6 separate regions of the Homo sapiens genome follow, and all the other regions are linked to region 1. A link is a loop called in an ENCODE intact Hi-C map of the cell type or tissue named here. Cell type or tissue: mammary epithelial cell. All regions are shown on one strand. Region 1 overlaps HTT (huntingtin). Region 2 has its middle 27 kb from the start of HTT. Region 3 overlaps DOK7 (docking protein 7). Region 4 has its middle 110 kb from the start of ADRA2C. Region 5 holds the start of HGFAC (HGF activator). Region 6 overlaps RGS12 (regulator of G protein signaling 12).

What was found. Hi-C counts contacts between places; a loop is a spot of excess contacts. Peaks named below come from ENCODE experiments on the same cell type or tissue, not always from the same donor. Only the 100,000 strongest peaks of a DNase experiment are listed, where the experiment ranks them.
Region 2: a loop joins it to region 1, with 6 times the contacts of the local background. A loop is called at or near these places in 14 of 110 quality-filtered maps.
Region 3: it touches region 1 in a loop (9-fold over the local background); 14 of 110 quality-filtered maps call a loop at or near these places.
Region 4: it touches region 1 in a loop (38-fold over the local background); 8 of 110 quality-filtered maps call a loop at or near these places.
Region 5: it touches region 1 in a loop (12-fold over the local background); 32 of 110 quality-filtered maps call a loop at or near these places.
Region 6: a loop joins it to region 1, with 28 times the contacts of the local background. A loop is called at or near these places in 15 of 110 quality-filtered maps.

Annotation. Positions count from the first base shown.
Region 1 is chr4:3,104,448-3,109,447 of GRCh38, reverse strand. It overlaps HTT (huntingtin), which reads right to left. Exons shown (of 67, transcript NM_001388492.1): 5 at 4,012-4,091; 6 at 2,025-2,163. Among named protein-coding and RNA genes, the nearest start is that of HTT, 32 kb to the right of the region's middle. In mammary epithelial cell, a CTCF peak has its summit at 2,663 (motif pointing left); a DNase peak (open chromatin) is centred at 2,657; H3K27ac peaks cover 425 bases.
Region 2 is chr4:3,045,669-3,050,668 of GRCh38, reverse strand. It overlaps HTT-AS. Among named protein-coding and RNA genes, the nearest start is that of HTT, 27 kb to the left of the region's middle. RefSeq lists an enhancer at 2,600-2,959. In mammary epithelial cell, a CTCF peak has its summit at 3,095 (motif pointing left); no DNase peak of the experiment used is centred here; H3K27me3 peaks cover 124 bases.
Region 3 is chr4:3,477,725-3,482,724 of GRCh38, reverse strand. All of the region lies in intron 4 of DOK7 (docking protein 7), which reads right to left. All of the region lies in intron 1 of LOC105374355 (vegetative cell wall protein gp1-like), which reads left to right. Among named protein-coding and RNA genes, the nearest start is that of DOK7, 17 kb to the right of the region's middle. RefSeq lists enhancers at 40-1,006, 1,007-1,974, 2,194-2,785. In mammary epithelial cell, a CTCF peak has its summit at 2,023 (motif pointing right); a DNase peak (open chromatin) is centred at 2,024.
Region 4 is chr4:3,878,707-3,883,706 of GRCh38, reverse strand. It overlaps the pseudogene OR7E163P. Among named protein-coding and RNA genes, the nearest start is that of ADRA2C, 110 kb to the right of the region's middle. RefSeq lists a silencer at 2,834-2,893 and enhancers at 3,092-3,647, 3,648-4,205. In mammary epithelial cell, a CTCF peak has its summit at 2,924 (motif pointing right); no DNase peak of the experiment used is centred here; H3K27me3 peaks cover 823 bases.
Region 5 is chr4:3,441,518-3,446,517 of GRCh38, reverse strand. It overlaps HGFAC (HGF activator), which reads right to left and starts at 4,550. Exons shown (of 14, transcript NM_001528.4): 1 at 4,400-4,550; 2 at 3,606-3,786; 3 at 3,372-3,468; 4 at 3,098-3,177; 5 at 2,357-2,479; 6 at 2,076-2,207; 7 at 1,785-1,895; 8 at 1,525-1,699; 9 at 1,168-1,253; 10 at 224-476. The coding sequence starts at 4,516. RefSeq lists a silencer at 2,971-3,020. In mammary epithelial cell, a CTCF peak has its summit at 2,852 (motif pointing right); no DNase peak of the experiment used is centred here.
Region 6 is chr4:3,338,979-3,343,978 of GRCh38, reverse strand. It overlaps RGS12 (regulator of G protein signaling 12), which reads right to left. Exons shown (of 18, transcript NM_001394154.1): 3 at 926-1,042. Among named protein-coding and RNA genes, the nearest start is that of RGS12, 48 kb to the right of the region's middle. In mammary epithelial cell, a CTCF peak has its summit at 2,995 (motif pointing right); no DNase peak of the experiment used is centred here.

The sequences.
Region 1 (5,000 bases):
TTCGAGACCAGCCTGACCAACCCGGAGAAACCCCATCTCTACTAAAAGTACAAAATTAGCCGAGCGTGGTGATGCATGCCTGTAATCCCAGCTACTAGGAGGCTGAGGCAGGAGAATCGCTTGAACCCGGGAGACAGAGGTTGTGGTGAGCCAAGATTGCGTCATTGCACTCCAGCCTTGGCAACAAGAGCAAAACTCCATCTCAAAGAAAAAAAAAGAAAGAAAGAAAGAAACATGAAAGTAAATATTGGAAGAAATACTAAGAGTTATGTTTGCCTGTGAGACACAAGGATTAAGAGAAAAAGTAGGAAGGGAACTACTATCTTTGTTTATAATCCTGTTGGTACTACTGAATTTCATTGATAATATATATATATATATTTTTTTTTTTTAAGAAATGGCATCTTGTTTTACCACCCATGCTGGAGTGTGGTGGCACAATCACAGCTCAGTGTAGCCTCGAACTCCAACTCCTGGGCTCAACCGAGCCTCCTGTCTCAGCCTCCTGAGTAGCTAGGACCACAGGCACATGCCATCATGTCCAGCTAATTTTTTTTCAGTTTTTTTAGAGATAGGGTCTCACTATCTTGCCCAGGCTGGTCTCAAACTCCTGGCCTCAAGCAATCCTCCTACCTCAGCCTCCCAAGTAGCTACAATTATAGGCACAAGCCACTGTACCAGGCTCTTGATAATAAATTTGAATAACCATAAATGAGCAGAGAGGTAGCAGAATAGATTTTTTTTAATGCCAAAGGTTCAGGAAGGAAGTAATTAACGGATTCTACGTTCAACAAAGTGTTAGCATCATCATACTCAAATGGTGATCGAAATCATGAAAATGATGAGAACTAAGAGTACAAAAATACCATCTATCATCTGAGCTCTGACAGCCAGAGATATCACAGAGGGGACTGCCTTCAACAGACCCCAGTGTACAGATGGGCAAACTGGCGCTGTGGAGCTCTCACAGCCTCTGACCACAAAGGAGCACCTACTCCCATTCCAAAGAGATGGTAATAAAAATAACAGCAGCAGAAACTACCATTTACTGAGCATGAAGAAATATTACACTAAATTCTTTAGATTCATCATCTCCCTTCGTCATTCCAAAACCCCATGACTAGTTTGAATATCTCCTTAGTATTAACAAGAAAACTTCGAAGCTCAAGAGAAAAAACATGAGAGAGGCTAACAGTTTATTCCAAATCATTCAGCTAATAAGAGCAGTAGCAGCTAACATCTAAGCCCTTCCCGTGGGTGACTATGCTACACTCTAACACATATTCCTTTATTTTACTCTCAGAGTTGCCCTATATGGGTCCCATTAAGGCTTATTTTTCAGAATACGAAGGAAATAGCTTAGAGCTGTTGGGCAGTTTGCCTAGAGGAAAATAACTAGTAAAGAGGACAGAATTCTAATCCAAGTCCATCTGATTCCACTCTACCCAGTGTGTATCATCACCTCCCAGGAGGGTCACTTGGGCTCAAACCCAGGACTGACCTACCAAAAAGGAAGAGGCTAAGAATCCTGTAATCTGTAGAGCATGTGACAGGGTCACTATTTCTGGACATTATAAACAAAACACTAAAGTGGGTTTGAAGATGATTTGTTGGAATGCACAACAGGAAGCCAACAGGCTCTGATAGCTGCAGGACGTTCAGACCCACAAGGCCTCGTCAGTGAGCTTTCTCCTACCTGCAGTCTTGGCACAGTCATCTTCCCGCAGCTAGGTTAAAGAGTCACTCTAGTACGCCGAAAACAAATCTGCTCTGGAAAAATGCCTTTTCAATTTGCATCTAGAAACCATCTCCCAATTCAACTCTTCACCCCACAGTAAGAAATGAGAAGTGGAAAGAAGTCCTTAGGTGCCTCAAAAATAACACAAATGATGGTAGTCTAAATTACGACATACAACATACCCCAAGAAGCACTCCCACAGGACTCCCTGTTCAGAAGCCCTCACCCTCCACAGACTCACTCACAGCATCACTCGCATGTTTGTGACCTGAGGCAACAATCATACCTTAATTTCATTGTCATTTGCAAAATTGCCAAAAGAAGCCATAATTTTGGGAACAGCTGCAGCCAAGGTCTCCTGGACTGATTCTTCGGGTCTCTTGCTTGTTCGAGTCAGGCACGGCAGAAGGTTCACCAGGTAAGGCCTGTGTATGCAAAAGAACGCAAGTCATTCTTCCAGCTCTCCTTCAGGAGAAACAGAAGCAATTCATTCCCTGTTAGGGAAAAGCCAGTTTTATATTCCAACAGTCCCTAATGGGATGGGGAAAACTCAGCTGAAAGAACAGGAGGATGAAATGTGGATGAAGCTCAAGTGTTGGGAGACATCCTTCATTTCTCTTATGATCACAGAGGATCTAAAAGGCTGGGTTTAAAAATTATTTGCAGTAAATCATAATACTTCTTAAAACACTCATTTTTAATTAGAAAATAAGTGTAAGAAAATACCATTTTAAAAACAAAAATTTTTAAATGGGAATAAAGCTTTCCTGAAAAAGGAGAATTATAAAATGGGGTTGTGGGGAGAGAAGAAAAGCCGAATGTGTAGGACACAGAGCAGTGAGTCACAGATCACAGGAATTCACCCAACACACAGAGTGACAGGGCAGGCCGGGTGCGAGGTGCCAGGAGTGGTGCAGCCCTGCCCTCTAGTGGCAGAGTCTGGCAACAAGCACGGCCTCAGAGGGTGGCTGGGGAAACCTCCCTAAGGAAGTGACTGTTCCGCTGAGAACTAAGGGGGAAAAAAAAACCATCAGGAGGAAGAAAAACCTGACTCTAATCAGACTAATGAGTCAATGCAGGGTGTCTGAGGTGACAGAGCCATTGACGAGTCTGGAATCTCTATCTAAACGGCACTGGGAAATGGGTACAAGAGTTTAAATAAGGGAATGACAAGACCCAGTTATATTCTTTAAGGTCACTTTGGCTGCTATGTGCAGAACCTGGATGTGTTGCTTCAGAAATATAACACATTTTTTTAAATGATAGTAAAAGAAAAAAGATTATACAAAAGGAAATTTCCTTAGTGATTATACCTCTGCAGCCATATAAGTTCTTTTCTGGATTTTGGTTTTTTTGAGACAGGTCTCACTCTGTTGCCCAGGCTGGAGTGCAGTGGTGCGATCTTGGCTCAACACGACCTCCACCTCCCAGGCTCAAGTGATCCTCCCACCTCAGCCTCTCGAGTGGCTGTGACCACAGGCACGCACCACCATGCCTGGCTAAGTTTTGTATTTTTTGTAGAGGCGGCGTTTCACCATGTTGCCTAGTCTGGGTCAAGCAATCCACCTGCCTTGGCCTCCTGAAGTGCTGGGATCAAAGGTATGAGCCACTATGCCCGACCCATATAAGATTCTTATTGAAACTCAGTTCATATTAATAGTGAGGGTTTAGACCACATTCCCAGTGACTCAGGATGGAGCTGAGGGTCTATGGGATATCAGCATCAGCATGTATTGCTGGTTAAGGAGAAGGAGGGAGCTGATGAAAAGTGGTCCTGCTTTTGTTTCTCAATCCGTTAAGATACAACTGTTTTGACTAAACCAAACTATTCACAGTGCAACAACCATATTTTTAACTCATGTAACAGACAAATGGATATTTTGCTATAACTCCTATAGTCAGCAATAATGAAATTGGTACCTCAACCTTCAACAATTTGGCAAGTATCTTTTAAGCAAGTACTATGTGCAGACACTGTTATCGCTGCTGGGCTGCAACAGAGCATAAGACAGTAAGACCCCTGCTGTCCTGGGGCACACATCCCATAAGTCTCTTGCGGAAGGGTGGGATAGAAAATAAACAAGCACACAGATAGACTGTACGTGACAATTTCTGACATGGATTAGTGCTATGAGGGAAACATAAACAGGGCAAGGTCGACTGCAATTTGGAGAGGGCAGAGCAGACTTTTGAAATGACATCTGAGCTGAGACATAAAGGATCAGTAGCAGCTGGCCCCCGACAAAAACCAACATCCAGAGTGTACAACTTACCTGCATTTCTGAGGCCGAACCAGGTGAGCCAGCTCAGCAAACCTCCACAGGGCAGCACGCAAACTCCGAGGGGCACCATTCTGAGGGGGTGCAATGAGGGTTGCATTAAGAGTCACATACTAGTCACCAAGAGGGTTGCATAGAAACGAAGCATTTTCTTTCCTTGTTACTTTCTAATTTTAGAGAAAAGGCCATTTAAATGCATAAAACATCTGGTAACTACTTTAAGGTCTAGTGGGCTTCAATTATAAAGATATAAAGTAAGTTACCATTTTTAATTCTCATCTCATCTAATAAAGAGTAACCTTTTGAAGAAAAGTAAAGCAATCGTCTACCAAACAGCATTTCCTTCTAACATTGTGAATTACTGAATAACGATGAAATCCCACACCTGCTGCTTAACAGAGTGAAGTTTGCTCAGTGATGGAAATAAGGGCCCAAGACCTGGTATTCGACAGCACAGCAGAGGGATCATAGACAATAATATATAGTCGATAATAGTGGTTTGTTTTTTGTTTTTTTGTTTTTCTTTTGAGACAGGGTCTCACTTGGTCGCCCAGGCTGAAGGGCAGTGGCACAATCTCAGCTACCTATAGATTCAACCTTCCAGGCTCAATTAATCCTCCCACCTCAATCTCCCAAGTAGCTGAGACTATAGTTGTGCACCACCACACCCAGCTAATTTCTGTACAGACAGCGTTTTGCCATGTTGCCCATGCTGGTCTCAAACTCCTGGTCTCAAGCATCCACCTGCCTCAGGTTCCCAAAGTGCTGGGACTAAGGTGTGAGCCACCACACCCGGCCCAATTTTATTTCATTTTTATTTTTTGAGACAAAGTCTCACTCTGTCGCTCAGGCTGGAATGCAGTGGCGTGATCTCGGCTCACTGCAACCTCCACCCCCAGGTTCAAGCGATTCCCCTACCTCAGCCTCCCGAGTAGCCAGGATTACAGGCGCCCGCCACCACACTTGGCTAATTTTTGTATTTT
Region 2 (5,000 bases), 59 kb after region 1:
AAGTTACTGTAAATCATAGAAATAACCAAATTTCCTTGTCAATTGTGTTTTTAACTATGACTATTTAAAGTCATTTCCACAGTTAATTGCTTAATGCTGGTGCGGTTTCTGAAAACTTCAAAAGTATGGTGTCTTTTAGGAGATTCATAAAAGGATGAAAAGGACCCTAAAAATCAGTCTTGGAATACAGGTTTCTAATAACTTTAGAATCATATCATTTGAACTGGGTAAGAATTCCTGGAACTTTAATGAAAAGACTGACTGGCTTATAGAACTGCTAACCCAAGTAGAACAAAAATTAATTGAATACCAAGAAAAGAGTTTGCCAGATTTTCATCTTAAATCAGCTGACACTGAAATAGTTCAGATATACAATTTGAATGAAATCCATGGTCTAAGTCAAATTACCTGTGATAACCCATCAGTTATCCGTGCAATGCACCTAATTTGGAGAAGCAACTGGGATTCAAGAGGACTGAAGTCTAATGTTAATTAAGTATGGACTCACGGAGAACCAGGACGGCCACCTTGTCCTTCCTGAGTCCTTAAAGCTTTTGTTATTAAAAGTTCTGCATTTCGTGACTCATCATGGAAAAGATAAAGTAATCCAAATTAAATACATTGGTGTGTGGGAGGCAGAGGTTGGAGTGAGCCGAGATTGCACCGCTGCACTCCAGCCTGGGTGACAGAGATTCCATCTCAAAAAAAAAAAAGTGTATATGTGTGTGTGTGTGTGTGTGTGTGTGTGTGTGTGTGTGTGTGATAACTTACAAATTGCTAAAATAGTTTATAACCCTGGGCTATTTACATATTTTATAAAGGGATTTTATTCAATCGTCATTTTCAATGCATGTTTTCCGGGTTGTATAAAAGCTCTCGCATGTTAAGAGGGCTGATGTTTTAACAGTAGGTTATTATGCTACAGTATATTTTTCTATGGTTCACTGAGGTCAAACCCTTTGCATTCTAGAACCCGAAGACTGGATCTTCTGAGAACATCAGAGAAAGACTGTCCTTGCCATCCGCACTGCAACAAAACTTAGGGATCTTGAAACTTGGGTTCATAATCTCACAACTGAGAAGGGTCCATCCACACTCCTGGAACTGTACACCCATTGGAACCTTTAAGGTAAAGCCAAGGAAGTCTCTCCCCAGAAGATGGCATCCTTGATGTGAACGGCTTTTGCTAAGATCGTGGATCAAGACTTCTACTGTCATGAGACTCTCTTTTTTTTTTCTTTTTTGGAGATGGAGTCTTGCTCTGTCACCCAGGCTGGAGTGCGGTGGTGCAGTCTCAGCTCACTGCAACCTCTGCCTCCTGGGTTCAAGCGATTCTCATACCTCAGCCTTCCGAGTAGCTGGTATTACAGGTGCCTGCCACCACACCAAGCTAATTTTTGTATTTTTAGTAGAGATGGGTTTTTGCCAAGTTGGCCAGGCTGGTTTTGAACTTCTAACCTCAGGTGATCCGCCCACCTCGGCCTCCCAAAGTGCTGGGATTACAGGCATGCACCACCACGCCTGGCCATGAGACTCTTATCTTTGAGTATCTGTTCCTTGCTTATGCCTCTATGAATAATAGAAATGAAAAGACGATCTGTTGTGTGCACTTATGGGGTATACTTTCATTTGTGAAGGATTTTGCAGCCAGCCTTATACACGGATAACTTTATACTTTGATAGATAAAAGATGAAGGTCCAGTGTAGGTGAGAAACTTTAATGAGACATATGTTGCCTGTAATCAGTCAGAAACAGAATATCGGTTCACTCCTCTTAACCCACACTATGGGTTAAAGAGGGCATTGCCAGGAGGGCTTTACTCTTCCAGAAGGGCATCACTTTTCCATGGTTTAGAGTAAAAGAGGCCATAACCAGAAATGTATCCCTCATGATAGGCTGTATAGCAGACTCTACTGTAAAGGCTATAGTTACACAACAGACTTTCAATTCCCTTGTGAAAGGTATGCTAAATAATAGAATTGACTAAACAGAAAAGTAGTACCTGTGCAGCTGCTGGCACCTGTGGCCTAGGGAGAAATACATCAGGTATTATAGAGATTCAGTTGTGGGAGATTAATGAAAAGGCCACTTAGTTGAGTGAGTAGCCTCTTATCTAGCTCATTGTCTGATCTATTTGATTTGGGGTGGTTTGGTGTATAGGGACCCTGGGTAAGGAGCATACTGCAAACTCTTGGTATTATCCTCCCAGTAATCATAATAATAGTCTCCCTGGTGCGCTGCATTCTCTCAAAGGTTTTAAATGTCTGCATGCAGCCATCTCTAGAACAACAAATGGTCTCTCTTCAACTGGAATGGCAGAAGCTGAAAGAAATGTGTGACCATGAGGACACCGTAACCTATGAATGACGTGCTGAGACCAGAAACCCAAAACGATGGTAACTGAGAGTGGTGCTAAGGCCCTAAGTTTTGGTCACACTCTCGCCTGTAGGGTCCAGCCCTACTGGGCCTGTGGGTTTTTCTCCTCACCTGCGGAGATGAGAGATCACAGAAATAAGGACACAAGACAAAGAGATAGAAGAAAAGACAGCTGGGCCCAGGGGACCACTACCACCTAGACACGGAGACTGGTAGTGGCCCCGAATGCCTGGCTGCCCTGTTACTTATTGGATACAAGACAAGGGGGCAGGGTAAGGAGTGTGAGTCATCTCCAATGATAGGTCAGGTCACGCAAGTCACGTGTCCACCGGACAGGGTGCCCTTCCCTGTTTGGTAGCCGAGGCGGAGAGAGAGAGGAGACAGCCTACGTCATTATTTCTTCTATGCATTTCAAAGACTTTAGCACTTTCACTAATTCTGCTACTGCTATCTAGAAGATGGAGCCAGGTGTACAGAGCGGAACATGAAAGTGAAACAGGAGCGTGACCGCTGAAGCACAGCATCACAGGGAGATGGTCAGGCCTCCGGATGGCTGTGGGCGGGCCTGACTGATGTCAGGCCTTCCACAAGAGATGGTGGAGCAGAGTCTTCTCTAACCCCTCCGCCCCTCTCCCCTGGCCAAAGGGAGACTCCCTTCCCTGGTCGGCTAAGTAACAGGTGCCTTCCCAGGCACTGTCATTACCACTAGACCAGGGAGCCCTCTAGTGGCCCTGTCTGAGCGTGACAGAGGGCTCACACTCGTCTTCTGGTCACTTCTCACCCTGTCCCTTCAGCTCCTATCTCTGTATGGCCTGGTTTTTCCTAGGTTATAATTGTAGAACAAAGATTATTATAATATTGGAATAGAGTAATGCCACAAACTAATGATTGATAATAGTCATATCTAATCATATCTATAATCTATTTCTAGTATAACTATTCTTTTTGTTTTGTTTTGTTTTGTTTTTGTTTTTGTTTTTTGAGACAGAGTCTCGCTCTGTCACCCAGGCTGGAGGGCAGTGGCGCAATCTCGGCTCACTGCAAGCTCCGCCTCCCGGGTTCATGCCATTCTCCTGCCTCAGCCTCCCGAGTAGCTGGGACTACAGGTGCACGCCACCACGCCCGGCTAATTTTTTGTATTTTTAGTAGAGACGGGGTTTCACCGTGTTAGCCAGGATGGTCTCGATCTCCTGACCTCATGATCTGCCCACCTCGGCCTCCCAAAGTGCTGGGATTATAGGCGTAAGCCACTGCGCCCGGCCTAGTATAACTATTCTTATTCTATATATATATTTTTTATTATACTGGAACAGCTTGTGCCCTCGGGGTCTTGCCTTGGCAGCTGGGTGGCTTGCCGCCCACACTCACCTAAGTGAGAACCTGGACAGAAAGGGGAATTTATTAAAATAAAATTATGGGAGGCCATTGTTTTGGACTGAGCTCATGCACTATGTCCCAACAGACTAAGCCAAACAAAAATGGAGTCACTCATGCTAAATGTGACATAATCAAACTAAGACTTTAAGGAAACACATAGATCCTAACAGATTCCCCTATAAACAGGACGTTCCAGCATAAGGAGGTACCCTCAGTCCTTGTTCCTACCTTTGCAAAACTCACTGTTCTACTGTTTCTCAGAGGGTTTCAGGACCAAATAAGTACATTTACGATGGTGATAGTGACATCAATGACTAAAGTTTTGGTCAATCTCTCAAAATTGAGAAAATGACCAAAAGGGTGGAATTGTTAAAGCAAACTAAATATGGCCTGAGAAGGACTCCATACTTCTCTATTTGAGTCCTTGTGGACGAACTGCAACCTAACTTAATTGGTAGACAAGACTGAAACCCTGACATCCTCACTTGGGAGTCTGCACCTGTGGCAGTACCTGAGTCTTGGCCAATCCCAGCAGCCGTACTTCACTCGTACACTGCTGAGAGTTCAAACTGTGTCCAAATAAGGCAAATGCCGAGCTGCAACCAACCCAGCTGTTTCTGTACTCACCTCCAATTTCTATATGTCACTTCCCTTTTTTGTCTATAGATTTGTTCTGACCACGAGGTATCCCTGGAGTCCCTCTGAATCTGCTGTGATTCTGGGGGCTGCCCAATTCGTGAATCGTTCATTGCTCAATTAAACTCATTTAAATTTAATTTGGCTGAAGTTTTTCATTTAACAGAGGTATATAATATGTATTCTTTAAAATGTTCAAACACTGTTTTGAGTGCATATTGTGCTTTTTTGTTAAAAAAAAAATTATGATGTGATGTTTACTGCTCCCTTGAGGTACATAAGAAAATCCTAAAACCCCTGCCAACTGAGCGGACCGCTTCTTGGTCGAGGAGACCTCAGAGAAACCTTAAAAACTGAGTTCCTGGCCGTGACAGGACAGGTCAGACTCGCCTCAGTGTGCCCCTTCCTTAATACCCTTTCACTGGAATGCCTTCCTAAAGAATAAACAGAAACCAGCTCTAGAAAAAAAGAACAGACATCTCACTCTTCTATTGCCTTTAGCCAATCATCTGAGGCCACGGCCAGGCAATGCTTCCCTTCCTGGTAAGAGACCACAGAGCCTGCAGTGGCCGTGGCCGTCTCCAGAGGCGGTGCAGTGAGGGTTCTCGTG
Region 3 (5,000 bases), 370 kb before region 1:
ATGTTTCCTGTTTGCCTGTGTGTTTGGGGAAAGGGGGGAGAACAGGGCCTGCCCCATTTTGCTATATCACACAGGTGTGACTGCAGCAAAGCCGGCCACTCTGTTTCCCCTATCCCTGCCCTCAGAGGCCGCTCCTTCTCCAGAGGCTGGTCCACTCCCTCCCTGGAATCGAAGCCAGCCAGTGATGGCTCTGGCATAAAGTGGCATGAGGGATGCTCTCCCAGCCCTGCCCCAAGACCGTCAGAGGCCTGGCAGCTTCTGCTCTCTTGGAACCTATTGAGAAGCCCAAGGTGTCCTATCGGAGGGTGAGGTTCCTGGAGGGAAACTGAGGCAACCCAGCCAACAGCCGGCACAGTGCTTTCCTGGGCCTTTGGGCCCCACCATAGCCAAATGCCACTGCCCGAGGGACCCCAGGCAGCACCTCATGGGGCAGAGATGAGCTGTCCTCACTGAGCCCCGTCCAGATCCCTGGCCCACAGAATTGCCAGCCAGGGAACAGCCGCCAGCCGCTAGGTGTGGCAGGGTAAATAGGAGTTAGCTCAGCTGTTAGAGGGTAAGCGGTGGAGGGGGGTGAAAAGGGCACGTCAGACATCTTTGAGCACAAACGGGTGTCCCAAAGGGCTGTATAGGAGCCCTGTTGTGGGGGATAGGAGGCGTGAGGGTAAGAGGAAAGAGCATGGAAGACGCAGAGAAGCAGGACAGAGTCAGCAGAACACAAGCAGAAGGCCAGGAGCTGCGGGGCTCAGGGCGGCGCCAACTCTGGACAGAGGCTGGGGTTGCTGAGCGGCAGGCAAACCTCACCCACGTTACAGACGCACCTGCTTCCTGAGAAACACGTCTCCAGTGAAAAAGCTGTTGCACTAACTCCAGGACTCACCGGCTTGAGAAAGAAAATGCTCCTCCACGCAGACATTTAATGAGCCAATTAGATCTAAGATGGTTTCCATCTGAATATTCTTGAGTGCCCTCGTGGCTGCCCCTTGATGTCAGAATCTTAAGTGCTCATAATCCCAGCTCCTCAGAGAACAAACATCGGGGTGACCAGGGTGTCCTGGATGGCTCATGCCAGGTAGGCATGGGCAGGACTGAGAAGTCTTGATAACATGACCCTCAGCCCTCTCCATCCCCCAAGGTGGCAGCTTCTTGTACACTTGGGAGTGGCCCCACCTAGTGGGTCTCGGGTGGAGGAAGGCCTGGAGCCTGGCAGTGGGTGTTGGCTCCCACCCCTCCTCTGCCCTCCTGAAGCAGCCCCAGTCCAGGGGCACCACTCTAGAAGGCCCCCCCTTCCCGGGCCGGCCCTCCTCCCCTTGTCCATCACCACCTTGTTAACATTCCTGCAATCCACAGGGTTCCCATCCCCCAACCAGGCAGCTGCTGCCTGGGGCAGCCTCGCCCTCCATCTTCTGGACCTCAATCAGAACCTTCTCTGGCCCCTGCCAGCCTCTTCCTCCAAGCTCATCTGCACCCCGGGGTCAACATTAGCATATAAAACACTCCCCATGCTCAAGCACCTTCAATGGCTCCCTGCTGCTCCGAGACAATGGTGCAAACAAACACTGGTCCAATTAGCCAGCTCTCTACAACCCAGCCCTGTCTCCTCCTCCTCCTCCACCCTCACGCCTCCTATCCCCCCCAACAGGGCTCCTACACAGCCCTTCGGGACACCCATTCGTGCTCAAAGATGTCTGAAGTGCCCTTTTCACCCCCCTCCACCCCTTACCCTCTGACAGCTGAGCTAACTCCTATTCACCCTGCAGAAGTCCCCTGAGGCTCGCCCCTCCAGAGAGCTTCCCCGCAGTGCCCCCAGCCTGGGGTCTGTGCCCCTCCTGGCTCCCCTCGCACCCTCTGAGGACTGAAAATGCCTCACTCAGTCTCACGCAGCCTCTGAGGCCGGACCGTCTGATCCCTAGGCCCAGCGCCCGGCAATGAGAAACTGCTGAAGGCGCTCCCTGCTGCCTGACAGAGGCCAGGGTTCCAGCCAGCTCTGTCCAGGCTGCCCCCGCAGGCTGCAGTGGCCAAAGGTGGCCGGCAGGGGGCTCTCCAGAGCTGGGCAGATGCCGCGTTCATGTAGCAAGAGCCTCCTAGTTCAGGTTTTCATTCTTTACTCTTCTTTTTTTGAGACAGAGCCTGGCTCTGTTGCCTTGGCTGGACTGCAATGGCGGGATCTCAGCTCACTGCAACCTCCAACTCCCAGGTTCAAGTGATTTTCCCACCTCAGCCTCTGGAGTAGCTGGGATTACAGGCACCTGCTACCACACCTGCCTAATTTTTGTATTTTTAGTAGAGATGGGGTTTCACCATGTTGACCAGGCTGATCTCGAACTCCTGACCTCAGGTGATCCTCCCACCTCCGCCTCCCAAAGTGCTGGGATTACAGACATGAGCCACTGTGCCTGGCCACATTCTTAATCATTTTTAAAAGTCAAAATGAGTTTCAAATGCTCCGGGCGGCCCCCAGAGGCTGGGCAAAGAGGCAGATATGGTCCTTGGACTGGACCCAGCTGGAGAGAGCAGGTAAGGGGGGAAAAAGGGGGCACCTCCAAAAGCTTCCATTCACCCTCAAGGCCCAGCTCAAACGTCCCCCTGCGCCTCCAAAGCCCTCCCTTCCTAGGCTCTGGGTGGGCTCACCCTCTCTGGGGCCCACCACCGTCTGTGCTGCAAGCTGAGCCTGTCCCAGGGCGAGTGGCCCTCTCTGCATCACTCTCCACCACGCACAGTCCATCCCCGAAGGCGGGGCCCAGTCACTTGCCCGTGTGTGAGGCTGGAGCCTGCAGACCTGAGCTGTCCACAGACCGTCGCCTGCCATGTGCCAAGTGCGCTCGGGCCAAGCTCCAGGAGTCCACACTACAGGCCCGTGACCAACAGAGACGGGGAATTGGGCCACACTGGGGACCCGGGGGTTGCTGTCACCAAGCCACCTCCTGTCCCATTCTGAACAGGCAGCTGTCCACAGAGAGACCTCTGCCCCCCAGGCACCAAGACCAGCCAGGCCTGTCTCCACCCGACCCCCACCAGGGCCCCCGTGATGCACAGCCACGCCCAGTGTCTCAGGATGAGTGAGGCGCAGCCATCGCCTTGGGCCAGGGTCACCCTCTCTGCTCTCTGCAGAGCTGGCTGTGGCGGGGCCAAGTGAGGCGGTTCTGGGGATCGGGGGCCAGGCTAGGACCTGTCCCTGGGGAAGGAGGGAATGTGGATTTCCTACACCCAAGAACTTCCAGGGCCTTCCCACGACTCCAGCCCAGCTGTGACCTCCAGACTGAATGTGACGACACCCACAGACTTATTGGGATTCAGATTCTGGATATTTCTCCGTCCCAGTGGCCCCAGTTGTCGGCCAAATGGTGGCCCACAAAATGTGTTCACATACCAGGGCCTGTGAACAGGAGCCTCTGCGGATGGAATTGATGGTCTCGGGATGGGGTCACCCTGGGTCATCCAGGTGGGCCCTAAGTCCACAGACTGCAAGAGACTGAAGAGGAGGCTCACGCAGGAGCCAGCAGGCGCAGGGACTGGAGTGGCACAGCCACGAGCCGAGGCCGCCGGGGCCACCAGCGGCTGGAAGGGGCAGGAAGGACCTTCCCATGGGTCCTCCCCAAGAGCTTTTGGAAAAAGCCAACCCTGAGGACCCCTTGATTTGGGGTTTCTGGCCTCCAGGCTGCAGAAGGAACCCGTTCTGGACACTTGGCCCTCTCTTGGGGGTCATCTGCTACAGAAGCCCCAGGAAGCTGATGCCGCTGCCCCTGGACCACCCGAGTTGCCGGCTCCCTCCCGCAGGAGGCCCCAGGCTGCCCACACGTGCCGCAGACTCCCCGTCCCTCCAGCCAGACGGCCTGCACTCAGTGCTGCGTTGAGAACACCACCGCTTGGCCGAGTCTAAGACCCAGCCTAAACCACCCAGGGTGGTGGCCACGCCTGTCTCCAGGAGGATACAGCCCAGCAGGGCCTGCTGGGGACAGGGATGGGTGGCTCGGCCAAGCCTTCCAGCCTGGCCTCCAGAACCCACCTACCCTACGGGGTGTGCAGCCGTCGGTGACCGAATTCCCAGAGCCCTTCCTCTCTCAGGCCAGGGTACCACCGGGGACGAGAACATTCAGCACTGAGCTGCAAAGGCGGGTTCTGTGGGGCCAGCCCCCGTTTGCGGGTTCTGTGGGGCCAGCCCAGTCTGCAGGTTTGTGGGTTCTGTGGGGCCAGCCCGGTTTGCAGGTTTTCAGGTTCTGTGGGGCCAGCCTGGTTTGCAGGTTTGCGGGTGGGGCTGCTCTAACAGCTTGCCCCGGAGAGGCAGCAGCAAGACAGACGGCCCCACAAGAGTGCCCCCAGCTTTTGAGCAGCCCAGGAAAACGGCACAGTAGCCTCGCCCTGGGGAGAAGCACAGCCCCAGGTGTGGGATTGTTTACCAGCGGAAAAGGGGCCACCCACACCTCGGCAGGGATGTGAACCTCCACGGCCTCAGAGGAAAAACATCCAGTGTCCCCATTCCATTATGGCCCAGACAAAATAAGCAGGTCTCCAAGGAAACGGGTCCTCCTGCTGTGCCCCGGCTTAGAGGGTGAGCACGCGGCGCCACCCCGGCCGGCTGCCTGCCCGTGCCAAGGAATTCCACAGACAGAAAGGAAGGTATGGGTCCCCCTCCTCCAGGCACCCCCAAACCTAGCACACAACAGACAGGACAGGCTGCCTGTGTCAGGACAACTACAGCCTGCAGCTCTGGCTTCCCACACGACAAAGGACAGGGACGCTGGGCCCACCCACTGTGCCCAGCCACCGCCAACCCACTCCCCAGTGGCTCCCGAAGCCCCAGTACTGAACCTCTGGCCTGCCGCAGGGAGGGCCTGGGGGCAGATGGGACCCCGACAGGTGTCCTAGCTCTCCCGGGAACCACCCCCCACCCCACCCCCCGCACCAGCTCACAGCTGGCATAGGCAGCGGCCCTGCCCATCCATACTGGCTCTCCAATCCCAGAGGGGCCAAGGCCCTTTGGACTCTGGCTATGGCCCCTGCCA
Region 4 (5,000 bases), 770 kb before region 1:
TTTGGGTGGAGAGAAACATCAATCTGGCTTACGTACACGTCCAGTCATAGTACCTTCCCTTGAACTTCATTATGACATAGATTCTATTGCTCACATGTTCGTTGCTGACCTTCTCCTTATTATCACCCTGCCCTCCTACTACATTCTTTTTTGCTGAAATAATAAAAATAATAATCAATAAAAACTGAGGGAACTCAAGGCCGGTGCCGGTGCAGATCCTTGGTATGCTGAGTGCCGGTCCCCTAAGCCCACTGTTGTTTCTCCATACTTTGTCTCTGTGTCTTATTTCTTTTCTCAGTCTCTCATCCACCCGACTAGAAATACACACAGGGGTGGAGGGGAAGGCCACCCCTTCAAGTGAGTGCTGAGGGACGGTCGGGAGCCTTGTTTGTTTCCTCATCCTCAGGACAAACAGGAGAGTGCAGTGGGCAGATGTGAGGAGACCAATATGCAACCTCTGTGCTCAGCAGACTGTGGAGTTTCTGTTCTTGGTTGTGCTGGGGGTCTCAGAAATCTTATTCAAAATTTTGCTTTCCTCCCCCACTGGTTGTCCTTTTGATAGACACCTCCTCACCCATGATAGCAGGGAATCAGTCCCTCTAAACTATTCCCTAAGAACAACAAAGGGATTATGAAGGTGATGATGAGGATAAAGAGGATGACGACAGACACCATGGCATCGTGAACCCTTACTGAGGGCTTCCTAAAGGCCAGGCTCTGAGCTCTGTGCTCTATACAGCTGGTTTCATTTCATCTGCATAGTCTCCACGTTATTAGTGCACATTTCATGATGATTTTACAGACTAGAAAAGGCGCAACGGAGTTTCATGTAGCTTGTACCAGATCATGAAGTCAAAAAGGGTGAAGTCCAATTTGAACCAGGCAGTCTAAGTCCAGACACATGGCATTGGGCCAGTCGTCTCCCTGCATCCAACCTGCCCTCTCAAATCCTTGTCACTCAGGCCGATGCCCCTTCTCACTGTGCCCTTCCCTTTGGGGGTTCCTTGTAGACCACAGCTAGACCAGTGGGTGCCGCAATCACTGTGTCATGTATAGAAAGAGCAGCTGAGATCACATCGAGGATTCCAGAAACAATCGGCACAGGATCATTCGGGACACATCTCTCCCTTGCCCCTGTTCCTGGCTTGCCTTACAGCTCTCAACTTCCTCAAAGGAGTCATCAATTCGGAGTTTGGCTTCCATTCCTATTGAGGAAGCTGGAAAGTGTTTCAAAAATGCTCCTTCCATGTGCCTGTGGTTAAGACCTCTGAGCTCTGCTTAAAACTTTTTGAAGCTGGGCGCGGTGGCTCACGCGTGTAATCCCAGCCCTTTGGGAGGCTGAGGCAGGTGAATCACAAGGTCAGGAGTTCGAGACCAGCCTGACCAACATGGTGAAACCCTGTCTCTACTAAAAATACAAAAAAAAAAAAAATTAGCCAGGCATGGTGGCGTATGCCTGTAATCCCAGCTACTGGGGAGGCCGAGGCAGGAGACTCCTTTAAAGCCGGGAGACAGAGGTTGCAGTGAACCAAGATCATGCCACTGCACTCCAGCCTGGGCAACAGAGCAAGACTCTGTCTCAAAAAAATAAATACATAAAAATTACGAAAAAAAGTGCTTAGATGGGCTTGGCAAACTTTAGCCATTAGCTCACGTACCACTTTGGAAGGGCATACCTTCAGTCACTTCACCCTTTAATTCCTTTGCTCAAGACTAAAGTTCTGAGAGGAAGTCTAATCAGCTGAGTTGTGTCCATGTGGGCAGTGCAGGAAAGGGTGCAGCGGGAGGCGGCTCCAGGGACGTCTTTGGCTTCCATCATGGGGGAGCAGGCGCGTGGATTATCCACCCTAACAAATTTGGACAAAGGAAAACGAGGTTCTCTGAGGAAGGAGACATAGAGCCCAAGGAGCTAACCAAGAGACAAATAGTCATCCTGTCTTGTCATTTTCTTTTACACATGTGTGTACATTATCTTACACTTATCACTTTGTTTTCTTTCTCTCCTTTAATTGCAGCCTGCTGCCAAAAGTTAAAATAAAATGAACATATTGAGATAGCTCAGTAACTGACTTTTGGTCAATTGCCTTTTCATATAGTGAACAGCTGCCCAAACGATTGTCTCTGTCACTGTGCAAATTTGCAAGCGTTTGCATGATCACTCCCAATCCCCCAACACAGGGCTGTGTTACAGCACAATTTAGTTCAGTGTTTTGCTCTCTGCAACAGGGAGGTTCTCATCCATTGCAGGTTGCAGTAAAAACAGGGGTACCATAAGCAACCACCTCTTTCCTCAACGATGTGATGGAAGCAAACGCCAAGTAGCTCCATGTATCCAACTTAAAAATATAAAAAGTTACGCCCGTGGGCTGTGGTGCCATCTTTGGTTCAATGTAACACCAGGGGTGAGAAACAGACAACTTCTAGCCTCCAAGGAGACCCTGGGGCATGGCGGCAGACCCTCGCTGCACTGAAGGGTGTCCGGGGCTCCAGGACTCAGGCAGCCAGCGGTGCGGCCCCACCTCTCCACCGTCCGCCTCTGGGAGCCTCGGTTTCCTCAGCAGGGATCATGACACTTCATGGCTGCTCTCATGGAGGCGGAGGCTTTGTCATCGCCTCTTTGTGGATAAAGGAAATAAGGCCCAGAGACGTTGATTAACCACCCAAGGTCACACAGCCAGAATCTAAGCCCAGGTCTGTCCAAGGCCTATCCAGCTCTTTCTTCCAGGAAGGCCCTCCCTCTTCCTTCCCGTCTCCCCGTCACCCATCTCTTTCCTCCTCCTGTCCTCTTCTCACCTCTTCTTGCCTCCCCTCCCCTCTTTCCTCCCTTCTTCCCCTCTCCTCCCTCAATTTCTCCTTCCTTCCTCTCTCCTCCCCAAGCTCTCAGGTGAACGTGCGTCCCACCTCTTATGGCGAATGGACAGCAGGTGGCAGCAAACCCCGCCTTCCTGCGCGGGAGCCGGCCTCAGCCCGTGAAACGATGAGAACTGGGCTGCAGAGCCTGAGCTGGGCGGGCGTGAGTTTGCAGATCTGCAGGAGGAACCCGGTGCAGGCGCCTCTGGCAGGGGTGGAGGTTGGGGTGCCCAGGCCTGGTGGCGGGGCGGGGCAGGGGGGTCACCTGCAGGCGTGTGGCCGGGGGAGGGACGGCTCCCAGCTCAGCATCTGGGCAGAACAGCTCCTTGGGGGTGGGAAGGTTCCCCGCAGCGCTTCATCCTTCTAAGTGAATATGCAAATCCCCTCCTCCCGCTCGAGAGGGAACTTCTGCGGACCCTCCTCAGGCAGCCCCAGGGCAGCAGCCCGTCCTCTGGGCGCCATCCTGACAGCGCCCTGGCAGCGCAGCAGACGCTTAGTCCGCACCTGTTCTGGACAGGGGTGGGAGACACCAGGATTGTGGCCACAGGTCCCTACCCAACATGGGTACCTAGTGAACAGAGCGCAGCCTGCCCAGTCAAAGGGCTGGGCCCTTCCTGCACAGGGGTCGCCTTGCTTGGGTGCATCTTGAAGGAAGGTCAGAGACACCCAAAAGGACTGGGCTGAGGGAGCAGCGTCTGGGTCCAGGGCACAGCCTGGGCAGAGGCCAGAGGGCAGCAGGCCTGAGTGTGGGATGCAGATCTTGGGGTAGAGGCCAACTCCACGCAGGGAGGCCCCTCCCGCCGGCGGGTGGTCATGGCTGATTTGAGCCTGTTGTTATTGTTGGCAAATTAACAATACACTGTTAATTGCATGTGGCTGAAAGTAAAAATTAATAAGGAAACAAGTGGGCCCTGCTGAGCTGCTCGCGTCGGGGCTGTGGTTCCCACGCTGGGGCTGCGGCTCTCGCGCCGGGACTGTGGTTCCCACGCCGGGGCTGTGGCTCTCGCGCCGGGGCTGTGGTTCTCGCGCCGGGGCTGTGGCTCTCACGCGCTCCTCCTCGGCTTCCGAACCGGAACACAGCTGCAGCCTCTATAGACTCCTTCCGTGGCGCTTCAGTGCTGAGCCCTAGCAGACTCCTCCTGGCCAGACTTTCCTGGCTCCTCTGATACCTCATTGCCACCGGGCCTCCACCCGGGGCTTTGGATTCATCTCTGCTGGTTTAGGGAGAACCTCTGACCTCTGCTATCTCTCCCCTCCGTGAATGATCCGGTTCCTCATCCCCCACCTGTGAGTTCTGACTCCTCGGCCGCCTTCAGCAAGAATCTCCTGCCCTTAACTTCTCATCTCAGTCTTTTGCCATCCCCCGAGGCCCTTGGCTATCAGCCCCCACTAGTCCTTGTGGCAGGGGCTATGAACCCCCTCCTCCTTGGCTAGAGACTCCCGCTTGTCCTCGTGGTCTTCGGCGTTGAGCTCAATCTCTCCCTGTTGTGGTCATCCTGACGGCTGCTGCGATAGTCTTGAATAGAGTCTTCCTCACTGTTTTAAGTGTCAGGATCGTGTTCTATGTACTCCCACCCCCGGCTTCTCCTGCCCCCTCAGCTGGCCCGGCATTTTCCCTGGGAGCCTTCATCACAGGTCAGTGGATGCCATATGTTTCTGAGCCGGGGTGTGAACTCTGTTTCCATTCTTAGATAACTTGTTCTCCCTGTGACTTAAGCATGACCTTATAGTTTAATTTTCTTCCTCTATGGGGGACCTATTCGTGAGTGTAATAAGGGTTTTCTGCATCCCTGTATTCCAGATGTATATTTCCAGGATACAGGGCTGCTTTTAAGTACCAAAATATTCATATTTTTGTTGGTATCATGCCAATACTTCAGTATGTTGAAAGTTCTGAGACCTGATTCCATTTACACAAAGTAGAAGAACAGACAAAAGTAATCTGTGCTGTGAGTCAGAACTGGCATCACCTGTGGGAATAGGCGGGGCCCGAGGGGGCTCCTGAAGTGCTGGTTCCCTAGTGTGGGCACTGGTTACTCAGGAATCTTCACTTTGTGCATTTCCCCAAGCTGCAGCCTTAGGGGAAGAGTGTCTGACCTGTTTTGTGGTCCTCTCCCTATCCCCATTTTTCTGCCCCCAAATGCTTTACA
Region 5 (5,000 bases), 340 kb before region 1:
GGCCTCCCTCAATAGGGACAGGGTTTCTGGAGTGTCCATGCATGCCCAGCTCAGGACTGAGCCCCAAGACCCAGAGGGGTCAGAGAGGGTTACCGGGGACCCCGGGAAGGGGTCAGCAGAGGCACCGGGATGGGGTCCGCAAGCGGGTGGGGACAGGCGCATAGTGACGCTGGATGGTGTGTGGGGCCTCAGGGCAGGTGACTGGGGCCCAGAGGAGGTGCACCTGTGGGAGAAGCAGTGGGCGGCCGACACCACCCAGCAGGTGTGGACCAGGCTCCCGGCGCAGAAGCTGTCCCCGATGTAGATGGCGGCCAGCCAGGGGTGCGAGCCGGGCAGCGAGGAGGAGCCGCCGATGATACGTGGCCGCAGGAACGTCCTCTTCTTGTGCCTCCTGCCGCAGGCCTGGCGCCCCGGGGAGGCTGGCTCAGGCAGGGTCGCCAGGAGATCCGGTGACAGTTGGACTCTGGTGAGGGATTCTGGGAGCAAAGGTCACCGGGTCACACCCCTGGGGTTCACAGGGCCAGCCCCCTTCCACACACAGGCCCTACCCGGCAGGAGGCGCTGCAGAGGGCCATGGCCGGACCCCCTGTCCACGCTGCTCAGGCCCTGGCGCCCACTCACCTCTGCCCTCAGTTTCCAAATCTGTAGAATGGGGTTTGATGCCCGATCCCGAGGCTCTGTGAGGGCCAGAGGGGCTGGACACACGGAGGCCTTTGTGGCCCCCTCAGCAGCCCGGAACCCCACAGCCAGCCCCAGCACAGTCAGAGACCCCCACATGAGAGCCCCGGGCTGGCCCCGCCGGGGTCCTAGGGAGCCGGGGGGCCTCTCCCCAGGGCAGGAAGCAGGTGGCCTCTGGGGGGCCTGCACGCTGCCCTCCCTGCACCTCCCTGAAAGGCTTCTGCGGCCATCCTGGGCATGGTCCAGGCTGGGCAGGTGCCACCCCGAGGCCGTCGCCTGGTGACCAGCCCCCTGCAGCGGGCTGCTTCCCCACTGTGACCCCAGTACCGACCCACTGCGTGACCTTGGACCAGCCTGATCCCGTGAGCTCCAGTTTCCCCATTTGTCAGAGATGCAGTAGCCAGGTGTGCGGAGGGGCTAGGAGGATCACGGGGAAAACTGCTGTGACCTCGGTGGGGCCCAAGGCAGCACCCCCCGCCAGCCGCGCACCGCAGGCCTCCAGGCGGCAGTACTCCCAGGAGAGCGCGCTGTCCTTCACCACGTAGCACCAGGGCCTCTCGTCATTGTCCGGATTCCTGCGGTGCATAAGTGGGGGCTGGCAGGGAGTCACACTGCCCCTCGAAGAGGGCATGGGGAGGGGGCATCGGAACCCCCAGCAGGGCGGTTCCCCGCACCTGGAGCAGTGGGAAGAGAGTGGCCCTCCCTCGGGCAGCCTCCCAGGCAGAGGTTCCGGGGCCTGTCTGGACGGAGCTGGCCCCGCCTGGGTCCTAGGGAGCCGGGGGGCCTCTCCCCAGGACAAATCCTGCCTGCCCCGCATGCGGCGGCCTGGAGCGGCGTGGTGCTGACCGGCAGTAGGCATGGGGGCCCAGGCCCAGCAGGGCCGCGGCGCCCACGGAGTCCACGTGCAGCTCCTGGTAGAGCAGATCGGAGTTCCAGGCCAGGCAGCTGAGGCCCGAGGCTGAGGTGCTGGCCACGCCACGGTACCCAGTGCCGTTCCCCAAGAAGCAGCGCTCATCAGGCTCTGCGGGCAGAGGGGCAGTGAGGCCGGCCCACGGTGGGTCCACCCGGCACTGCCCCAGGGCACCCCGGGGGGCTGACCCACTCACCGATGTTGCAGAGCCGTCCAGCGAAGCCTGGTGGGCAGGCACACACGGTGGTCCCGGTGGCCACGATCAGGTGGCAGGTGCCCCCGTTCAGGCAAGGGCTGCTCAGACAAGCTGGGGGCAGGGCCGAGGAGCTGGGCCAGGGGCCGCGCAGTGCCCCACGACAGCGGAGTCGGGGCCGGGGTCCACCCCTTGTCCCTTGTTTCTGGGTGACCTCAGGCCATTCCTCCCACTCGGGTGTGGACAGGGACACCCGTCAGGGGTCAGTGGCACGGCTCACACCCCGTGGCGCACCTGTATGTCGGGTGCCTTCGCACCAGGTCCGGCCCCCGAAGCACTCGCACTGTTCCACGTGGCCCTGGCGCACGCGGGCCCAGCGGTCGCCCCCCTCCAGGTACTCGTAGCGGGTCTCATCAAAGCATTTCTCTGAGGGGTGCACAGTAAGCCCTCACACCCTGCCACCTGCTGTCCCCGTGCAGGGCCCCTGCCCTGCACTCGGGAGCCACCTGTTCTCCCATCCTCCGGGGACTTGCTCCGGCCCCTGGACCCCTGCGGACCTCCGAGGCCCAGCTCACCTGTGCCGCAGTCCTTGCCGGTGAAGGCCCGGGGGCAGCTGCAGTGATAGGACTGGGGGTCCTGGGTATTGGAGCAGGAGCCTCCATTGAGGCAGGGGCCGGAGGCACAGGGATCCAGGGCAGCTGGGGACATGCGGGAGGGGGTGTGAGGGGCGGACTGGGAGGCTCAGGGTCCCTCTGTGACATTCTCTGCTTGCTAAGGCGTCCATCAGGCCCCAGTGAGGGGCTCTGAGAGCAAAGGGGCCCTCTCTACGCCCCTCGGGGTGCAAGGTCCCTGGGAGGGGCACAGACCTCCCCTTCCTCCCAGCGTCCCCCACTCAACACCTGGGCCACTGGCCCAGCTGTGCACGTGGCTTCCTGGAAGCCTGACACCCACACTGTCAGGCAGCAGACCCCTCCCATGTGTCCCAGGACCCATGTGAGCAGGGCGGCTGGCACCGCACCCCACAGACCCTGCCCACCTGTCCCCTGCCTGGGGCACGCCTGTGTGGCTGCAGGGCCCGGCCTCACCACCAGGCGGCGCCTTGGCCCCAGCGATGGCCGCGCAGCCACCATGAGACGCAGGTCCCACCTGGGAGAGGCTCTGGCCCTAAGTGGCACCCACCGGGGTTAATCCCAGAGCTCCTCTTCTGCTCCCCTCCAGCCAGGACCCCTGCCCGGGTCCGCCCCATCCTCCCCTTGGCCCTTCTGGCCTGGCCCAGTGCCCCCTGCCCGCCCCAGGCTACCCAACCCAGCACCCACCTGGGCCCCCTGGAGGCGGGGTGGCCTCCACACAGTAGCCCCAGGCCCTGTCCCGGTCGTAGTTGTGAGTTGTGGCACACCTGGGGGGCGACACCTGCGTGCATGGGGGTCCCAGGCAGAGGCCCCCCACCCCACCCCACCACCCTGGAGGGTCTCTGGGTTCACTGGGTCCGCCTGCTGCGTGGTGAGCGCCTACTGTGTGCCCGGCTCCCAGAAAAGCAGGCAGCGTGGGGCAGGTGACCCCAGCTCGGGTGCCCCGGCTGCCCGGACCCACCACTTCCTGTGTGCACTGCCCTCCGAAGTGCAGGCATGCAGCATGCGGCCCCCGTAGCGGAAGGGGAACCTGCAGGGCCTCCCGTCCTCGGTGAGTGCTGTGGGGAGGGGGTGGCAGGGTCAGGGCTCCCTCGAGGGGCACCCGAGCCCCTCAGGACCTCCAGCCGCAGCCATGCTCCTCCCACCCAGCCCTAAGGTGAAGCACGACACCTCCTCCCAGGCCCACCTGACCCACCTTGGGCCTGGGGGCTACTGCTCGAGGGAACTGCCCTGGGCGGGGGCGGGAGCCCCCCACTTTGGGGTCCCTCTGCCTCTGGAGCACTTGTTGCTGGGGTCTCAGAGGTCACAGAGGTCACCAGGATAGTGGGGATCGCAGGGGTCGCTGTGGCATTAGGTTCTGGGGACTCCGTACGGTTCTAGGAGGAGCAGAAAGGGTGTCAGTGTGGGACAGACCCTCACACTCAGGTCCTGCCGGGCAGGAGGTCACAGCCCTGAGCCTGTTTCCATACTGGGGCCCCCAGATCTCGGAGCAGGTTCCAGGAGGACACACGACATTCCTGAGGCCTCAGCCAGGCCCTGACACCTTCCCCGCCCTCGGCCCCTAGTTAACACCTGCTCAGGGTCACTGCCCAGGCCCAGGCACTGCTACCCACCAAGCTTAAACCCTGACGTCAGTTTTTGGTGATGGGAGCAGCTAGGAGGCCCTGGGAGGTTCCCCCAACCTCACGCATCCAGACCCAACAGAGGTCCAGAGAGAGGGGGCAGCCCCCAGACCCATAGGGGCCCAGGCCAGGCCGCACAGGGATGACAGCCCCCAGGTGGGGCTCCGTGAGCCCAGGCCCCAGCCTCCAAGGCCAGTCCAGCACCCACCTGCCCTGTGAGGGCCAGCTTTCAACGTAAGCCCCCTGCTCGGACCCCCGCCCCCTCAAATCCCCACGCTCTGTGGCGACCCTCCCTCTGGCCTCCTCCCAAGGACCCCAAGTAGCCACTGGGAACCTCTGGTCGCACTGCGACAAGGTCAGTGCTCACCCCGCCAGGCTGGGGCTGGAACCCCCGTGGCAGCAGCAGCAGCAGCAGGAGGAGGAGGAGGAAGGGGCCCAGCCCCGGTGGGGGCCAGGGGCTGGGGACCCAGGCCCAGCGCCCCATGGCTCCTGAGCTGGCCTGAGGGGCAGTGGGAGGCGGGAGCAGAGCGGCCAAGGCAGGTGGGGTCAAGGCTTCGTGGAAATGATTAACCCTGGCTGCCTCCCACGTCAGGCGGGCCCAGCCGGAGAGGAAGTCCCCGAGTCCCCTGGCCCCCACACCTGCTGCCCACCTCACTTTGACCCTACCTGGAAGCCCAGCTGTCTCTCTGGCCTCGGCCTGCACTGGTCCTAGTCCTAGACCTGACATGGTCCTTGGGCCTCAGCTTAGAAGCCTCCTCCAGGAAGTCTTCCAGGATAATGCAGATAGGTTGGGGCCTAGATGGTCTGGCGCCGCTCCCAGTCCCTGCAGGCCACAGAGCTGGCCACCATCTGCCTGTGAATTGTCCATGATGAGAGCCACTACGGGCGCTGGGCCTTGGAGGTGTCCAGCTCTGTGCCCAGCACAGCACAGACAGTAGCAGTGGGGATGGGATTGTCCCTGTCCCACA
Region 6 (5,000 bases), 230 kb before region 1:
AGGCATCAATCATCGTCATATACTCATAGCAGAATGCCATACAACAAGTAAAAGGACTGGACTGAAAGTCCAGGAGTAAATCTTGAAAACATGACACATGTTCTAGAATAAGACATTAATAAGAAGACATAGAATACAGCTGCACCTGTATAAAATTTTAAAACATGCCAAATGAGACAGTCAAAGGATCAGTGGTTGTCAGAGTTCAACGGGAGGGTGCAGGGTAAACAGGTGGGGCATAGAGGATTTCCAGGGCGGCGGCTTTCTCGGTGATACACAGCGGTGGGTGCACGGCACGGACATTTGTCCAAACCCACAGAGAGGACAGCACGGGCAGGAACCCTCGTGTGAGCTGCGGACCTAAGCTAATAATCATATGTCTACACTGGCCTGTCAACTGTAACAAACACCCACACCAATGCAGGACGTAATGATCCCGACGGCGCATTTTTAACAAGTGGGTGGGGGCATAAGGGAACTCTCTGTACTTTCTGTAAACCTAAAACTGCTATAAAAAATAAAATCTTTTCATTGTTCTTTACAAAAGAAACACAGATAGACGAGCCACACAAAATGACACTTACCCATGTCTGTGGATCACGCCCCGTCTTTAAGGGGGCAATGACAGGCCCTACCTCGTAGAGTATTTGTGGGGATTAAACCAGCTCATTTCTAGAAGTGTTCACTGGAGTCTGGCACACAGAAGAGCACCCCAGAAAGCCCTGTGACAGCTCAGACACATTGCAGGGTAGAAAGGTTCCCAAATGTGCATGGGACGCTGTCCCCCAGAAAACAGGGGTTACCACTACAGAGGAGGAGGGGAGGGGACCACAGGGACTCAAAAAACAGCCAGACGTATCTGCAAGGTGGACTTGCATTTTTTAAAACTTGAAGGAGAAAAGAAGAAAAATGAAAATTAAATTACCTCAAGATCATCAAGGGAGCGAGTGATACTGAATCTCTTGGATCTCCCAAATGATCTCCGAGCAGACGTGCGTTGAGAAGGCTGAGTGAGTCCAGTTCCCCGCCCAAATTTTGAGCCCTAAACACGAAGAAAAAAGGCATCAGGTTATTCTTTTGCAAAGAGATGTTTAGTCTTGTCCAATGCATGGCATAGCAGAAAATCAAGGAATACTGTGGAACAAAGACTTTTTAAAAAGAGAGATTTAAAAGTCATCCCAGGGTAAATCTTAGGTATATTTTATACAAGAAAAACATGCAAAATTGAAAAAAAAACAGTCATCCCAGGATCGTCAAGTATTTGCTCTGCCAACTGTGTGCCTCTGACAAAGCCTCCACCTCTGTAAACACAGAACAGGATGACGGCAGCCCACCCACAAGGCTGTTACCCAGATCAAATGAAATCACGTGCAAGGGTGCTTGGAAAGTGGACACAGTACACTGAGAGTAAAGATGACTAGTATGATGATTAGTAAAGATGAAGGCAGGTTTTCAGCAAAGTCGTGCTTTTTCATAATTTTGTAAGCACTTTAGGAAATGAAAGAATCCCTAAGCATTCAGCTGGTGTCTGAAGACCCAACCAACTCCGGCGCAGGAAATAACTGGCTATTAAAACATCCTGTCTCTCCTCCTCCAGGAAATGACCAGAATTAATTCAATTCGACAAACATCTATGTTGTGCCCATCATTATGCTAGACACTTCCCCAGATGAGAAGCTGGCTCCAGCAAATCAGTCGCCACCTCTTAAAAACAAAAAGCATCACAGTTGGGAGCTCTGCTTTCCTGAGGACTTGGAATCCTAAGTGACCAATTTCAGGCTTGAAGGAAGGGAACCTGTTTATGTCAAGATTTTGAGGCTCTGCAGCTACTTTTGTCTCTCCACCTGCATAAGAGTCTTGTAGAAAACCTTGCCACAATTCCTTGAGAGTCCCTAGGGAAACCTACAGCATGCCTGCACCTTTCTGGAAGCAGATGGAGCAGGCCACCCTCCCGCCTCTCCCCTCTCCTTGACCACCACGCTGACACACCCCATCATGTCCTCAGACCCATTCCCGCCTGGGTCTCCCTGCACTGCGCTGCTCCTCCTCAACTGAAAAGTCCTTCCTACCCCACCCATTGTCACGGCCCAGCCCCACACCACCCCACACCCCGGGGCCTCTGCAGCCCCTACCCTCCGCCCACACCTCCATCCTCCACCCTCCCTTCTGTCCACACCCCCATCTCTCCACCCTCCCTCCCCCCACACCATCTCTCCACCCTTGTCCCCTCCCCACACCCTCATCTCTCCACCCTCCCCTCCGCCCACACCCCCATCTCTCCACCCTCCCTCCCCACACCCCCATCTCCCCTCCCCCCACACCCCCATCTCTCCACCCTCCCTCCCCCCACACCATCTCTCCACCCTTGTCCCCTCCCCACACCCTCATCTCTCCACCCTCCCCTCCGCCCACACCCCCATCTCTCCACCCTCCCTCCCCCCACACCCCCATCTCTCCACCCTTGTCCCCTCCCCGCCATACCCCCATCTCTCCACCCTCCCTCCCCCCGCACCCCCATCTCTACACCCTTGTCCCCTCCCCACATACCCCCATCTCTCCACCCTCCCCTCCGCCCACACCATCTCTCCACCCTCCCTCCCCCCGTACCCCCATCTCTCCACCCTTGTCCCCTCCTCCCCCATACCCCCATCTCTCCACCCTCCCTCCCCCCATACCCCATCTCTCTACCCTTGTCCCCTCCCCCCATACCCCCATCTCTCCACCCTTGTCCCCTCCCCACCGCACACACCCCCATCTCTCGACCCTTGTCCCTGCCCACACCCCCATCTCTCCACCCTCCCCTCCGCCCACAGCCCCTAAAGACGGGCAGAGGGGTGTCACTATCCTCTTGGCAGGTGAGAGGTCCAGCACCCAGGGGCTGTGGCTGCCGGGAACACGAGAGGATGCTCGGGGAGGGACGCCACCACTGGGCCCCCACCAGGCCGAGAGAAGGCTCTAAGGCTGTCATCCTGAAAGTGGCGATGCCCAGCAGAGGGCAGCCGGCAGGCAGAGGCCTAGAAGCACAGCGGCCAGGTGCCAGATGGACCGGCCAACACAGGTGTCAAGCACACTCCAAGCTGAGGCGCCACAGTTGCCAGCTCACTCCAAGGCACTAGTGGCACAACTGCTTGTTTTCAAACTAAGGAGCAGGCCCCCGTGCACGCCGTGCCTCCGAGGCTGGAGAACGGACTGCACTGGCCTGCACCGGCCTGCACCTGCCTGCACCTGCCTGCTGCTCCCATGGGGCTCAGCTCAGGCTCCCGCCAGCTCCTGCCTTCTGTAAATCAGCCTGTAAGACACTCTTTGGAGGGAACCTGTGGTCCCATTAGGACACAGATGTGGCTTCCTGGTGTCTCTGCTCCTGATGGCAGGCACCTTGAGTGTCCTGCCAGCGTGCTCTTCTGTGGTGACTGATAAATTGCCACCCCCGCTCCCTCCTGCTTAGGCTGGCGTCCGTGTCCACGCTCTGGGTCCACACCCCGGGCGCCCGCCTCATGGCCTTTGTGCATGTTCTTCCCTCCCCTGACCCCTCAACCCAAACAACCCCTCTTGTAAGAGACCTTTAAGCCCCCGTCTAAGTTAAGACTCCCCAGCGTCCTCTCTCCCAGTCTTTGGGTCTTTTCCTTCCCACCAGTGACACCGCTGTCAGCCATGAGGAATCTCCCCCAGGGGACTGCCATGGGACGACAGCAGCAGCGCCCTTCGCTTCGTCTGATGCTGTCTGAAAACTTGCTGCCCAGCACAGCGCCCGGCTCCTGGCAGGTGTGCGGCCCCGGCAGAGGGGAGGCCTGAGAAGGCGCTGGGCAGTGCTCATGAGACACACGACACGGAGGCCACAACACGGGGGACTGACTGCCCAACAATGGGGAGCGCAGGGCACCTGTACGGCATGCAGACGTGTGTTGCGGCAACAGCAATAACGGGAAATGTTCAGTCCACTGCTAAAGCAATGAGTGACTTTGTTCTCATTATAGATTTGCTATTCTGTATTTTCTGCTCTTGAGAAGGGTGGGGAATGAACCCATGGCTTTGTGAGATTAAGGCTGTCAGAATCAAAATGAATCACTTGTGTTAAAAACCCTAACAAACAGAGCTGGGGAGGGCCATGAAGGGAGGGCTCACACATTAGTGTGCCTGCGAAAAACAAATCCATCACAAAGATGTGCAAATCACAGCCATGCACACAGGCCATCACAGCCTCACTCAAAACACACTGTGAGGACATCTGCCCAGCAACCGCCCGCCCACCTCCAGCCTGGTATCATCCTTGGTGCTGATCCTTGTGGCAAGGATAATTATCTCAAAACAATCATGTGATCCTCATTTTTCCTTTAAAAGCCTTTGTCTTCTTTGGCCTCCCCAGCTATGCACTGTAGACCATGGCAAGTATCTGCCTACTCCAATGCCCTGCTCCCAGATAAACATCATTTCTTTCAGAGAGCCTCTCTCTGTTATTTAGATGGACAGTGATAAGAGAGTTTAATTTTTTTTTTCTTTTGAGACAGGATCTCACTCTGTCGCCCAGGCCGGAGGGAGAGGTATGATCATGGCTCACAGCAGCCGCGACCTCCCAGGCTCAAGTGATCCTCCCACCTCAGCCTCCTGAGTAGCTGGGACCACAGGCATGTGCCAACAGGCCCGGCTAATGTTTGTATTTTTTGTAGAGACTGGGTCTTGCTATGTTGCCCAGGCTGAGCTGAAACTCCTGGGCTCAAGCAATCACTTACCTCAGCATCCCAAAGTGCTGAGATTACAGGTGTGAGCCACCACACCTGGCAGCCCTGACCACGCCCCAGGTGAGCGGCCCTTCCACAGTCAGCCTTGCAACTTGTTCCCAGCACAGGCAAAAGAAAGGATGTCTGACGCCTGCCCACACGTGGATGCACTGTGCACTTTGGAGATGTAAAGGAGAAAGGAAAAGTCTAACAAGCAGACAGAAAACAATTCTTGCAAAGCACTAAATCAACTCATGGAACGAGGGCCAGTAACAGATGTGACAA